Regions from separate parts of the Mus musculus genome. Here region 1 is linked to region 2. A link is a contact called in ENCODE POLR2A ChIA-PET data. All regions are on one chromosome and are shown on one strand. Each heading gives the region's core, a stretch centred on a gene start or an enhancer-like site at or near the end of the contact. The rest is flanking DNA. Distances are from core to core; before and after follow the strand shown. Region 1 holds the start of Cct7 (chaperonin containing Tcp1, subunit 7 (eta)). Region 2 holds the start of 4933423K11Rik (a long non-coding RNA gene).

Region 1 (3,536 bases), core at 642-3,141, 77 kb after region 2:
ACCAAGTTGGCCTCGAACTCAAAAGATCCGCCTGCCTCTGCCTCCCAAGTGCTGGGATTAAAGGCGTGCACCACCACTGCCGGGCACAACTAGTATTCCTAACTGCCAAGCTGTCTGTCCAGCTCTCTGCCTCTGTCCACCTGCCCCACTGCAAGAGCTTCAATGTCCCCTTCACCTACTAAAGTGTATGCTGCTGTTGGCTGTGGTGTAGAAAGCCCTGCCTGATTTGACTCCTATACCCACTCCACTCTTGTTTCCTCTTTCCCATGTTAAAGCTGTACTGGCTTTTCAGTGTCTTTATCTTTTTGGGTCTTCCTAAAAGTTTACCTGTCATTTCTCAGAAAGATGCTGCCTTATCCTTCCTCCACCCATTCAAAATATACTTTCTCCCAGCTAATACTTCCTCTGTAATTATGGTGGATTCATAATATTCTATGTCAGCTTCTTTCATCGCAGCAGTGATTCTAAGTATGTGGCTTTTTAAAAAAGACTTATTTATTTTATGTGAATACACGGTCTCTCTCTCTTCAGACACACCAGAAGAGGGCATCAGATCCCCATTACAAATGGTTGTGAGCCACCATGTGGTTGCTGGGACTTGAACTCAGGACCTCTGGAAGAGCAGTCAGTGCTCTTAACCACTGAACCACCTCTCCAGCCTTAAGTATGTGGCTTTATACAGAGATGAATCTCCAGTGCCTAGGACACAGTGGCTGCTCAGTAAAGGTTACTAAACAAAGAACTCTGCCCAGCTCTGCTGTCCTGAACAAGAGAATGGCCAAAAAAACCACGAGAGCTTTGCTAGGATATTTTTTCTCAGTTGGATTTGAGTCCCTGGATTCTTTAAACTTGCCAGAAAGGCAAGTAAATGTTGATGGATGGAAGCTCAGGTCTGTTAGTCAATCCAATTGCTGTGTCTATAATTGATCCTGTCTATGGTCCAAATTACAGCTCAGACAGAGCTAAGGGGGCTTGCAGCTTTTTGTCCTGAGTGTAGGTACACTTCATCAGATGGATAACCCCCCCCCCCCCCCAGGAAGCCTTCTGGATTAACACCAGGCAACCCTTTCCACAAGCACACCCCTGTCTGGCATTTGATGTGCTTATCTAATAAGCTTCGGGTATATGCATGTGTTCACTTAACGCGTAGGTGTGTACATTTATGTTCGAGTTGTGTAAGTGGGTGCCTGTGCGTGTGAGCCCATATGTGTGTTCCTGCCTATAAGAACGCTCACATCCTCCGTTCTGGATCTCTAGCTGTCACCAGGGTCGCCTTCAGTGGGAGGAAAGCTGAAAGCTCTTGTTTCGACGGGGAGGGGTGGGGTTGTCAGGTTGTGCCTACTCACTGACCCGGGAACCAGCATCCACCCGCTGCAGCCGTCTAGTCCCTGGATCTGGGCGGCCCAAACTCGCGGGGTCCCCAAGGTGACCCGTGGCCCCCAGCCCGGGAAGCGCGCACGCTGGATTCCCGCCCCGCCCGCCTGTCCGTCGCCGCTCACCGTGGGCCGCGACGCACGTGGGCAGCCAGAGCACGAGACAGCACCAGCCCGCGGCGCCACGGCTCATCTCCAGGGCCCGTCCCGCCGCCGCCGCCGCCGCCGTCCCGCCGCGATCCCTCGCCCGACTTTAGCCTGACAGCTGCCACGGCCTCCCTCAGGCCCGCTCTCCGCGCCGGTTGGAGCACAGAACGGAGGCCAGCGGCTGATTGGCCGCCACGCCTGTTCGTGTGGCCGCACTTTCCTCCTCTGCGCCCTAGGCCACTTCCTATTGGCCAGGAGAAGTGGAACCGGGCGCTGATTGGCCAAAACTCTTAATAGCAACTGCAGTTCGCGGCCCCGCCCCCGCACTCCTCCTTATAGACGCGCCTCCCGGAACCTGCGGTGGGCGGCTCGCGGGGTTGCGCGGGATCCACGGCTCTCCTCCCCAGGCAGAGACGGGCCTCGCGCGAAGGGGCAGGCGGCACGGCGCCGCCTCGGCCGATAAGGGGCGCTACAGAGCTAGAAGCCGACCCGAGCAAATTTCCTGCGCCCGAGCGGGCCGCGCACCTGTGACCCGGGACACTGTTCCCAACTTCCCAAGCTACCTGTGAAACTCACGGAGCTCCCTCGCCACGGAGCTGAGCAGGTGCAGTGAGATCACTCACCTAAGGTGCTTCTCCTAGCCGGTGTTCAGTACTGATAGCTCATTGCACGTCTACCATGGCGTCTGGGAGCGCGGGCTGAGGCGGGACCTTACCGCACCTTACAAACCAAAAGCACTGCGAGACTCGATGACCCCCGCCAAAGCTAACGCGAGTTCCTAGAGCGTCCCTGGACCTCCGACTCCTCTAGCCGGCTACCTCGGGAGCTAACCATAGAGTGGCGGAAGTGGTCCGGCCCCTTCCTCTCCCGGGCTAACGTCTCGCCAGAAGCTTCTGGGCATTTCTCCGGCGCGGAGCATTGTGGGCTTGGGTGGGCGGCCCCGAGGCGGACAACTGACGAGTTGCGGGTACCTGAAGCCGCTTCCAAGATGATGGTGAGTGTCTCTCCGCGCATCCGCTGCCATCCACGACCCTGCGGCCCTGGCCCGCCATGCGGAGTGTCTACAGTGGCTCGTTTCCGCTCCCCGGCCGGAGGCGGCCTTGATCCAAAACTGAAGCTGTTGGCGAGAGCCGAATGGGGCTCGCGATGCCGCTGGGCCTGGAAACCATGGATCTCATGGTGCTTGGGACCACAGACCTCTTGTTCAGCCTGTTCCCCGTAATGGAGGCTTGGGTTTTCGGAACCGAGTGTGTGTTGAGCTCTGTACCTCTACCATAAGGCCGGGTTACATCGCCCTGGGAGGTGCGGAAGTGAAGGCGCGAGCTTCTAGGCGCACAGAGGCAGCGTGAGGGTCTTTAGGTTGGGCCAAGTGACGCCCTGCCTGGCATTGTGGTCGTTTACGTTCCCGCATGTGGAAAGACAGAATCCTTCGTTCCTGTTGGAACCTGTTCGTTGGGGGCATTTTTAGTTCTCCCGAATGTACTTGGTGCTGGAAAAGGGCAATTGATGTACACAGTACCAAAGATGGGACGACCTGAGTACTTTAGGCAGGAGAGTCTCTTAAAGGTCTGCCTGTAATCCTCCTGCATCACCCTTTATCCCCGACAGCGTCAGATACCTCCCCTGTTCCCCTGTGATAAACCTGAGTTGTTAGTGAGCAATGTCAACTTCCAAGACAGAATCCTGTGCGTTTGGCATCAGCACACTCGTTAAGTTTTGCTTTTTAGTGTCAATCCTTTGTCTGCCTTTTGCAGCTTCTTCCTATGCGTAGATGCCAGACAGACTTGGAAACCTGTAAGGTCCTCCCTCTGCTACCAAATTACAGCTTCTCCTCCGAAGGAGTCCCTACAGAAGCATGTCCATGCTCCCTGACCCCTAGCGCTTGAAATTGATTTGGTCGGCGAAGACCAGAGCTGAGGCATAAATCCATGAGTCATATGTGCTGCAGTAAAATATGCATCATTGCTGCTGATATGACCAGTGGCCCAGCATTGGCCAAAACAAGTAGCAAACCTT
Region 2 (4,006 bases), core at 1,156-3,655:
AGAGTAGCTGAAGGGTAATGGGGCTATGGCAATGGGGAAAGGAAAGAGCTAAGGGAGCAGAAGAGAGCATTCCACCCCACACCCAGCCCCCTGATCGGCCTGGACCAGGAAGGAGGGTGAGGACACAAAAGAGGGAGGAAAAAGAAGAAAACAAGGACCAAGTTATACCTCATGACTCCACACCCAGCAACTAAACAGCAAGTCATGAGGGAAGGAGAGAAGCCAGGGGAGGGAGGATGAAGTCAGGTCACAGCCCTGCCTGGAATGTGCCCAGGTCTATCCCACCCCAGCCACAGTGGGCCAGCCAGGAAAGCCCTTCCCTAGTCATGTTTTGGAAAAAAGAAAAAATTGCTCAAGGTCAGATCCTTTCTATTCAAAGCCTGCTTTCCTCTTCGTCTGCACCAGGCTGAAGGCTCATCCCTCTCCAGCAAGCCTTCTTTGACTTACTCAAAACCAGCAAACCTTGCCTAGCAGTTCTCCTACGGAGGGACACCACTCTGCACCCATTCTCTGGGACCCCACCCAGGAGGCTTAGAAATTAACTGGCCCAAGCAAGCCACAGCAGGTGGTCAGCCCTGGGGACTGACTTCTACATGGTCCCTGGCCCAAACAGGAAAAGGTGATCCAAGTCTTAGGTCTTTTATTTTGTTTATTTGGTTTGGTCTTCAAGGCAGGGTTTCTCTGTGTAGCCTGGCTGGCCTGGAATACAGAAATACACACAGCTCTGTCTCTCAAATGATGGCGTTAAAGGTGTGTGCCACCACAGCAAAGACAAATCTTAGGTTTTGATCTTAACCCTACAAAGGACACACTCTGACAAAATAAATGTTTAACCTCCTACCCTTCCCAGGCTTTGGTGTCTCTGGCCTTTGAACCCAGCATTGGGGAGGCAGAGACAGTAGAATCTCTGAGTTCAAAGGCAGCCAGGTCTACATAGCATGTTCCAGGACAGACAGCGCTACGTAGAAAGACCCTGTCTCGAAACAAAACAAAACAATAAGAACTTTTCCTATCCTTTCTAGAGAAAATAATCCGGAGAACTGAGGGCATTATAACCACTGTCCCACTGACCCAAGCTGATTCAAATGTACCCTTCTTTACTCCGAGGTGGGCCAATGCTCTCAGTCCTGGTACCCTAAGACAGAGTCACAGAGTACGTCTATACGGTGAGGTGTATCCCTGAACGTTCAAAGGCCAAGTGTCCTGTGTAACCCCTGGGAAGGCTGGGGTGTCTCCCTTCAATCTTGCCTTGGAAGATAACACCTCACCTTCCTGCTTCTACAAGGTGAGACTTCCTCTCCACTACCTACAGGCTAGTCACCTCTTTGAGGAAAAGAAGGCAGACCCTGAAGTCTTTAAATTTCCCTTCTTGAATTCCCACAGCCTCAGAATCCCATTCCGAACTTTCCTTGGCCATGTACTGCCAACGCTTGGTCACTACACCAACTCCATCAGGCCTTCCAGGCCCACCAGGCTGCTGGGGAGACAGTCAGGGGGAATTGGGGAGGGCAGAAGGCTGAATGAGAAGTAACAAACAGTATACGGGTTTGTGTCCTTGAGTGGGAGGACCGGGTCCAGACGTCCCAACCAGCCCCGCCCGGTTAGGCCTTCAACCGTTTTTGTCCCTGCTCCCAGCGCCCCAGACTCACTGCGTGTGCTGGGCGCGGCCTGCGCGGAAGACCTCGTCCAGAGCTACGGTTGCCCGGCCCAGAAACTTGTCCACGCCGATGAGTGAGCGATGCATGGTGGTGAGCACGAGCTCGCAGGCGGCGTTGGGGCCGGAGGCCCAGGGCGCAGGGCCCGCATCTGCCTCCTGTGCCCGCAGCAGGCCGTCCAGGGCTCCAGGCGGTAGCTCGAACGAACACTCTTCGCACCATTCCGGGCAGCCTTGCGTCTTCTCCACTACCGAGGTGCTGTACTTCTCTCGGCCCACCTGGATCACCGTGTACGCGTCGCTGGTGCTGCCGGCGCCCGAGCTCTTGCCCCTCAACCCGCTGGCCCGCAGCACGGTCACCTGGACATGCGTGGGCAGCCAGCGGGAGGATCCGGCCGCCGGCTCAGGGTCCCGCACCAGAGCCATGGCGGACCCTGGGACAGAGTGACAGACGTGGCAGCCGCGGGATGCTGTCAGGAGCCGGCTCCCCCGCGCCGCCTGCAGCGCACCGACCGCCGCAGCTGCGGGCTGGCCTGGGCCAAGCGGGCCGCCGCCTCCCCGCCGCCCCGCCTCCCGGGCGGCCGGCCGCCCCGCGACGTCACGCCCCGCCTAGGCCCAGGCCAGGCCCCGCCCCCAGTTCCACCAGCATATAGCTGCCTAAGAGCTAAAGAAACCCAGAGAGGGGCGCGGCCTCTGCAAAGATGTGGGCGGGGCTTTCTCACTGGCCCAGCCCCTCTGGGGGAACCTCAAGCTCCCGCTGCTCTTCTAAAAGGTGACCGGTGCAGAAGGGCGCGGCCTCTGCGTGTGTTGGGGGAGAGGATTGAGATCTGGCCATGCCTTAATCACGACCGGATTCGCTTGTGCACAGTGCGGAACTGCAAAGGAAGAAATGGAGGGGGCTAGGGACGAAGGCCGCTTGCAGCCTCTGCAGAGAGGTGGGCGTGGTTACCACCATGGCCCCGCCCCGTTTAGGCAGCGACTCCAAGCTAGAGAGCCGAACCTCTCTGCATAACTATCCACCGCGCTCTACCTGGACAGTGTCAGGGTTTTCTGCAAGCTCCTGTACTCCTGAAAGCCCTCGCTGCTTCGAAGATCCATTCTGCTCGGCGTGGATTTGAGGGTAGATAAGATGCCTACTCTAGAGACCCCCTAAATCGCACATGCGCTCCCATTTTCAACTCTCTACATATATGTGATGACCTAGAGCCGCCGCTGGGAAATCACTGGAGTGGGACTTAAAACAATCTTTTTCTGCTTTGATTTTTCCCCCACTCCCTTTTTTTTTTTTTTTTTTTTTTTTGGAAACGGAGTCTCTTCTGGCTCTCCTGGAACCTGCTATGTAGATTACGGCTCGAATTGTTAAATTCCTGCCTCCACTGAGTGCTGGGATTAAAGGCGTGCCCACTGGTTTTAAAACTTTTGTGTGGCCAGGTGTAGTAGTGCTCACCTTTAATCCCAGCACTTCCACTTGGGAGGCAGAGGAGGAAAGATCTTTTTGAGTTTGAGACCAGCCTGGTCTACATAGTGAGTTCCAGGCTAGCTAAAACATTAGCCTTATATACAAACAAGGCAAACAGGGCCTTGTTGGTAGTAGACAAGCATTCTACCACAGGACTAATCTTCCACCTCTAAATCCATTCATACTTGCCTACTGTGTGTTGTGTTCTGAGAACTGCCAGCACACTTGTTTCATTATTAAGATAATGGTTAATAATTATGGATGCTGAATTTCAGCAAGAGTCGGCCAACAACTGACTCATGAGCTTTCTGTGCATGACCTCACTCATTCTTCAGAGCCACCCTATATGTGAATTTGGTTTCCCAGAAGGCAGAATTATAGGTTAGATAAATTTACCTAAGATGCATAACAAAGAAGCTGTTGTAGCACAGCCTATAATCCCAGGACTCTGAAGGCAAATTCAAGGCCAGCCTGGGCTACATGGTGAGCCTTTACTTTTTTCTGTTAACTTTCAGAGCCTACCCTTAAATTAGATTTTTTTTTTCAATTTTCAAGACAGAGCCTCTCTGTGTAACCTTGGATGTTGTGGAACTCTCTTTGTAAATCAGGCTGGCCTTGAACTCACAGAGATCCACCTGCCTCTGCCTCCCAAGGGTTGGGATTAAAGCCATGCATCACCACTGCCTGGCTTAGAATATTTTTTAATAATGTATGCATATATACTCAGGACAAAAACAAAACAGTAGGCAACAAGGTGTCTTCATTGCCACTAAACCTGACAACTTGAGTTCGATCCTCCTCAGGACTCACGTGATAGGAGAGAGCTAATTCCAGCAAGTTGTTCTCAGACCTCCACAAGTACACCGTAGCACACTCTCTCACACCAAATATAA

The links. ChIA-PET counts read pairs that join two places held with the same protein, here RNA polymerase II (POLR2A).
Region 1: POLR2A ChIA-PET joins it to region 2 with 49 read pairs in embryonic stem cell. The contact joins the promoter of Cct7 here to the promoter of 4933423K11Rik in region 2. POLR2A ChIA-PET finds 5 or more read pairs at or near these places in 4 of 5 experiments (Patski and embryonic stem cell).

Annotation. Positions count from the first base shown.
Region 1 is chr6:85,449,614-85,453,149 of GRCm38, forward strand. Cct7 (chaperonin containing Tcp1, subunit 7 (eta)) reads left to right here and starts at 1,892. Exons shown (of 12, transcript NM_007638.4): 1 at 1,892-2,514. The coding sequence starts at 2,509. It overlaps Pradc1 (protease-associated domain containing 1), which reads right to left and starts at 1,689. Exons shown (of 5, transcript NM_001163427.1): 1 at 1,500-1,689. The coding sequence starts at 1,566.
Region 2 is chr6:85,372,449-85,376,454 of GRCm38, forward strand. It overlaps 4933423K11Rik (a long non-coding RNA gene), which reads left to right and starts at 2,406. Exons shown (of 4, transcript XR_869208.2): 1 at 2,406-2,774. Rab11fip5 (RAB11 family interacting protein 5 (class I)) reads right to left here and starts at 2,186. Exons shown (of 6, transcript NM_001003955.2): 1 at 1,650-2,186. The coding sequence starts at 2,080.